2 separate regions of the Homo sapiens genome follow, and region 2 is linked to region 1. Evidence: chromatin contacts called from ENCODE Hi-C or POLR2A ChIA-PET data. All regions are on one chromosome and are shown on one strand. Each heading gives the region's core, a stretch centred on a gene start or an enhancer-like site at or near the end of the contact. The rest is flanking DNA. Distances are from core to core; before and after follow the strand shown. Region 1 has its middle 35 kb from the start of MPEG1. Region 2 has its middle 71 kb from the start of MPEG1.

Region 1 (3,347 bases), core at 829-3,328:
AAAGAAATGTGCTGTCTACCTTGATCATTTCTGTCCCCTCCTCTGTTACAGTGCCTAGCACATTACGTGTGTCCAATGAATAGTTTGTTCACTGCTTAAATAAAGGGTTATCAAATCATTACTATGTAGATACTGTAAACTTGTCCTAATCCTAAAACCACTGGGCCTTCCTTATTTTAAATATTGCATAGACGTCCAGAAAATTCTGGGATAGATCTAAAACACTAAAATAATGTAATATCAGAGCTAGAAACCAGCAAGCCTAGCCTTTCCCATCATAGGTAATAAAACTAAAGCAAAAAGACATGAAGTAAAGATCTGTACCATTTATTGGTACCAGATATAAAAAGTAGCATCTATATTTTATATCTTCAAGAGAAGCTCTTTCTGCTTTACCTTATTCTAAAACCTAGAGTCTCAAAGGTAGCTAAAGAAGACCCCAAGTAAACTAGATGGTTTTTCAAAAATTGCAGATACACACTTGCATATACCCATGACTCTAGAATAAAAAAAAAAAACTAGCCTGAAAGTTAAATGAAAAAAAAAATGCTTGTTCAAGTTCTATTTCTCCTGCTTCTTTGTAATGTGACTGTTGGAAAAATTATTTCCTTCTCTGAATCTTAATCTCCTCATCTCTTGTATGGACAATAAAAGTATTAGGTTAGATCAGTATTTTCTAGTCCACATTCCTTTATTCCTTACTTCCGTTTGTAAATAGAAGAAATGCAAAAACAAATTTTTTTCTGCAGAATTTCAGAATATTAAATAGATAAAGTCCAGCTTTCTGGTCAAAGTCAGAGGAGTAGGAGAGAAGGTCCCAGCATCTTGCCTGCTCCAACTTCCCCACCTTCATGAGTGTTTCTCACTCTCCCATTCTGTGACTCTATGATTCAGCAGTAATGATTCCAAGGAAAGAAAAGGGGCAGACTCATTTACAGCTCCTTACGCTCTACATTTCAGTTAGATGGCTAAGATCAGATGCTTGGAAAAAGAATGAAACCCATCTCTGCCAGCACCCATAGTACATGTTTTGGACAAAGAGATAAAAAGTATTTGGATGCAGCTATGTTAAATTGGCTACCAACTCCAAGAGAAGGACTTGGTGGGGGTTGAAAGAGACGCCAGTTCTCTCCCAGTTACCACTGGTTCTGTTTAGGTTGTGGGGTACAGCATGTCCCAGAGAGCACCTCTGGGCATCTTGGGTAGCTACCTGTGCTCAGGGATAAAGAAAATGCCAGCTTTGTTTGGGTACAGTTGATTTCCATTGGCTCAGCTTCCATGTTATTCCTAGTTCCTGGTGTGGTTCCAATAATATATCCCTGGAGTCAATGCAATCTGAGACTGGTTTTTGGCTCCAAAATATGTGACAATTTCAGACAATAGCAGTTACCTTTGTAAAGCACTAGATATTTTACAGAACCCTTCTGACAAAGATAGACAGAGAGAGAGAGAGAGAGAATTTTAGGAAAACAATAGTATAGTTCAAAAGTAGAATGGATAGCCCAGAAAGCTTTAAATTTCTCATCACTGGACGTGTGTAAGCAGAAGATGGTACACTTGACAGTGACAGGATTTAAGATTTAAAAGACAATCTGAATTAGTTAACCTTATGGGTTCCTTAAAATCCTGAGATTCTGATTCTGTGAAACAAAAAGAAAGAAGAAAGGAGATTGACATGTACTAACATTTTTTATTGTGTGCATAGGGCCTCTTGTAACACTTTATTTCATAATATCCTCATTCCTCCATACACCACTGCCCCTATAAGGACCTGAGAAATGGATGGCAATTTTTTTAAAAAATCACCTGATAACACTTATCTTTCAAAAGATCAGTGGGCAGGGAGTTTAAAAGAAAAATAACCTCTTGCTGTTTGACTAAGGCCAGATTTCCCTCATGTACGTGTTTTGTTTTTGATTTATCAAATATCCATCTTGAAAATACTTGAAGTCTATTTGTGTGTCTTGGGGAGGACATACAAGAAACAGAAGGAAGTGGGCATTGTGTAAACCCACAGCACACCACAGCTTCTTTCAAGGATTTGTGAAAGATGGTGGCCACACCCTGTTGATGTTGGCAGCTCTTCAACTTGCATCCAGATGAGAAAAATGTTACAATTTCCCTTCTCCACCCAAAACCCCATCAGCTTCTCCTCTGCCAGGGCCAGAGTCTCCTACTGTGAAGCTAAACAAATTATACTCCCTCCTCGAGTTCCCAGCTCTGGGCATCATGCCTACATTCTTGGGGTCTCTCTCTGAGGCTAGATATTGGAGAAATGATTACTATGGCCAATTCAGTAGTTTGTAATTAAATCTTTTTTTAGGGAAAAAAAAACCCTAAACCTAAAGAATCCTCTTTTTTTTTTTTATATATCTTATTGCATACTGAAGGGTGTGAGGATAGTAAACTAGAAGACTATGGTGCTTTACAATTCCTGCCTCCCTTGCTCCCACCTTCAGAATGGATTGTTCTTTAATACTACTTGAAACATTATCGGTAGAATCAATAGAACCCTCTTTTCATGTCATCTCCAACTCCAAGAATTTTTTTGTGGGGGGACTCAGGCAATTTTAAACTGATTGTTCATAATTCGCCTTCAGACTCTCTCAAATTCAATTCTTCCTCCTTAACCTGCAAATGGACCTCCTTAAAGCACAGATCCAATCATGTCATTTTTTGCTCAAGAGCGTTCATTAGTTTTTTTGTTCACTGATGGCCTGATGACATCCAAATTCCTTATCCTGATCCTCAAATCTGTCACTGCTCAGTGATGCTTAATGAACATGGCATGGAACTCAAAGAGAGAAAATATAAACAGAAGGCCATTGATTTGGCAAGAAGGAAGGGAGGTGTGGTCTTCCCAGAGCAATTTCAACAGAATGGTAGGGGTGGAACTCATTGGTCTCAGATAGGGATATCCGGAATGGAGCTCAGAGGGGATTTGAACAAGGCCAGGTACTGACGGAAGTTATGCCAGTTTAGCAGTGGAAGGAGAGAAGAAAATGGAAGAGTAGGTACAACAGCTGGCAATGTCAAACGAAGGAATCCTCAAGATTGAGGAAACTCGAACAGGTTTCAAGACTGCTGCAAAGGCTTCAGTGCTTTTCAGAGAGGGATACTCTGAGGCAGTGGTTTTCTGCCTTGGCTGCTCACTGGATCACAGCCAGTCATTGGTAGGGCCAGAATTTAACTAGTGCCTACAGTCACAGGAAAAGATAGCTGCATGAGAATGCAGGCAAGTGGTAATGGAAAGAACAAAGAACCCAGAATCAGGATGAGAGAGGCTTAAAGAGGGAGGTGGTGGCACAGAGGACAAAGTTGTAGAATTTTATACTTTTGCTTAAAGC
Region 2 (3,051 bases), core at 541-3,040, 37 kb after region 1:
TATTTATACTAAGTATGCTTTCTTAGTTCTCCATGCCCTTAGCACTATCTGTAAAGAGAGATGCTTCCTCACAGCCAATGGGTCTCCCATTAAACACCATCAGGAAATTGACAGGCTACTATTCTCAATCTTCTTTCCATGGGAAGTGGCAGTAATACATTGTAAAGGCCACCAAAAGGGGACAGATAAAATAGCTGAGCGAAGTAAGTTGGCAGACCAAGCTAAATTGGCAGCAAGAGTGCCCCGTATTTCTGATCCACTTGAGGTCCCCCTGATCTGGAAGGGCTCCATAAAAGAAAAACCCTCAATATTCTCCTGTGGAGACATAATGGACCACCTCTCAGGGAAAGAGCTTTCAGCTCTCAGGATGGTGACAATCAGAGGATGGCAATAGGTAAAAATTTATTTAAAACGATCAAACAGATACTTAATGTTTATGAGGCTTGCCTTAAAAATAACTCCAACTAACAGATTCTTCCCCCAGAACACAAAGAATAGGATGCTATTCTATTCCAAGGAAAGACTGGCAGATGGATTTCACCCATATTCCAAGGATAAGGGACATCCAGCATCTCTTCGTATGGGTGGATACCTTCAGTAAGTGGGTAGAAGTATTCCCATGCCAGACAGAGAAAGCCTCTGAGGTAATAAAAGTACTAATCAATGAGATAATTATTTGCTTTGGACTGCCTAAGTACCTCCAGAGTGATAATGGTCTCGAGCTTACTGAACCACAGGGCAATTTCCTCCCACACTCAGCAAGGAAACACCTGAGTTAAATAAAAGAGCCATCCCTGCGATATTTAATGTCACACCGATGCCCATTGCCAGGTTACCAGATATAATTTGGAGAGTCTCATGCCATCTCTGCCTTTAGCAACCTGGTCAAGTATCTGCTGGACTTCTAGGCCACAGAAAGATGGCCACAGAGGGGTGAAGAAATAGGCTGAGGGTTCTTGGGGAGAAAGACACAGTGAGGCAGTAGGAGGTGGGGAAGAAAAGAAGACGGACTTTCACAATGGAATTAGGCACTGGGGAGAGATCAATTTCCCCACGTCAGGGAGAAGAAAGTATAGGTGGGGAAAGGGGTGGCCAGGAGCAGAAGGAAGAGGACTCAAGATGGAAAGGGAGCCGCTGTGCCTGTGGCAATACCACTTGGAGAGGTCGTTTTCATACCTTCAAGCCTTTTCCCCTGGGGTTTTGATTGTGTGGGTGCCCCATTTCTTGTCCTCTCTGCAGATGTCCAGTGAGATTTCCTCCTCCTCGTGCTGTTCTTGTGTGGCTTTCTGGGCAGTAGGGATCTTGAATTTCCTTTCTAACACTACGCCCAGCAAGGCGGGGAGCATTCCTCTGCCCTTTCTCTTGTGCCAACCTGGAAAGGTGCAGTCTAGATTTCAGTGAGAACCCTGCCAGCTGAGCCCTGTGCATCTACTACCTTGACACAGGGTGTTTTCCCACCAGAAGCCCTGCTGTGCTCTCCTGGCCCAAGTAGGGGATTCCATGCCTTCCCTTTCATGGTCTTAGCACCAGCAGCCTAGTTTCTCCCTTCCAGAGTCTCCAGGGATGGCAAATGTAAGTGGAGACAAACCTCGTCAGGTGCCCATCCCCTAAAAGGTTAATTGTGTATACGTGGCTGTGGGTGCCTTTGTGTTTTCATTCTCTTCCGCTTTTTGTTAAATTTGGTTGTCTGTGTGGTTTTATACTTGGTCAAAAGTACTCGTCTTGGTGATGCACTATTGTATGCATGAGAGAATTGGGGGAATGCGCATGTGGTACAAGAAAGAACCCCTGACCCCTTTCCTTCTCTGTGGTCCCCGGCATTAGATTGGGGGTTCTGGGAGAGGCAGGTGAATGTCCTAATGTGAATTGTTCGGTTTGTAACTGGAGTGTTTTGAAGTCTTTGGTGTTGCTCTGAGAGAGGACATCGCCACCTGGTGTTCATGAGGTGTCTGTGCAGAACAATAAATGGCAAATGAACAACCACAAAATTGTTGCTGTTGTTAACCTTCCGCCTTTTGTAGATTAGTGCACCTATTCTGTGAGGGATTTGGGTTGTCTTCCTGAGGGCAACCACAAGCCCTACCACTGGATGCGGGAAAAGTCCCTTCAGCACCCACTTAAAAAATATATCTTCCACATTGTTCTCACCCACACATTTGACCTGGTTAGACTCTTCACCTAACGGAACAGACAATATGGCTGGGAAAATAAGTAAGTGAACATGTGGGAGAAAAACCATCGTTAAAATTGTGAATGTTCATTTTTAAAGGTTCCTTCGCCTGACTACAATATGAAGTATGTTTGAATTGTTGCTTCTGCCTGTTGTTTCTCAAATAAATGTTTAATGTTAATCATCTCAAAACTGACAAGAACACAAAAATAAAATGTAAATGCAGAGCCTCCTTTGTCACCCAAATCTGTGTCTATTTCTGATAGTCCATGGAATGTGGTTTTCTTGGAAGCCAGGGTTGGTCTCCCCACAGACCCTAGCCTAAGGTTACCAGTTAGGGACCCAGGACTTGGAAGGCAGAGCCTGTGAGCTCTTCCATCAGGGATCTGACTCCGCAAAACGACTTGATGAATGCAACTGGCAAACTCCCATGTTCGGACTTCATATGCATGAGCCGTTGGACAGAGGGTTTCTTAGTACATACTTTAATGCATATTTATGTGCGATCTTGTTAGTGGGAATATAAGTTTGTGAAGAACTTCTCATTTCAATAGGCAGTTAATGCATTAAAAGTCTGGGAATTTGGGGCTGTATTTTTCCTTTCTGACTCAATAATCTTCAAAGAATTCATAGGAAAGTCAGTATTTGCAGACAAGTGGTTAACTTGGCTAAAACGTACAAAACACTCAGAACCCACAAAACACTCAGAGGTTTAGAAGAACGTTTTAATGCTTAAGAGGCAGAGTTAAGTAAAGGGGCTATAGAAATCAGTGTCCTTGGCTGGGCAGTCAGGAGAGCAGGGCTCAAATTCTGTGACTCACTTCTCTGTATCTCAGTTGGAAATGAATGGGTATCCTGGTTCCCACCTTCCCACACGCTGT

Evidence for each region. Hi-C counts contacts between places; a loop is a spot of excess contacts on that map. ChIA-PET counts read pairs that join two places held with the same protein, here RNA polymerase II (POLR2A).
Region 2: a loop to region 1 is called in a map of CD14-positive monocyte, with 2.4 times the contacts of the local background. The contact joins two enhancer-like sites. A Hi-C loop is called at or near these places in 2 of 168 maps with a recorded cell type or tissue (CD14-positive monocyte and posterior vena cava). POLR2A ChIA-PET finds 5 or more read pairs at or near these places in 3 of 52 experiments (B cell, CD4-positive, alpha-beta memory T cell and endothelial cell of umbilical vein).

What each region holds. Positions count from the first base shown.
Region 1 is chr11:59,245,964-59,249,310 of GRCh38, forward strand. No RefSeq gene overlaps it. Among named protein-coding and RNA genes, the nearest start is that of MPEG1, 35 kb to the left of the region's middle. Within about 2 kb of position 2,079, at least 5 of the 41 ENCODE cell types and tissues checked have a DNase peak (open chromatin) inside an H3K27ac peak, as active enhancers do; they include CD14-positive monocyte, where a contact is called at or near this core.
Region 2 is chr11:59,282,786-59,285,836 of GRCh38, forward strand. No RefSeq gene overlaps it. Among named protein-coding and RNA genes, the nearest start is that of MPEG1, 71 kb to the left of the region's middle. Within about 2 kb of position 1,791, at least 5 of the 41 ENCODE cell types and tissues checked have a DNase peak (open chromatin) inside an H3K27ac peak, as active enhancers do; they include CD14-positive monocyte, where a contact is called at or near this core.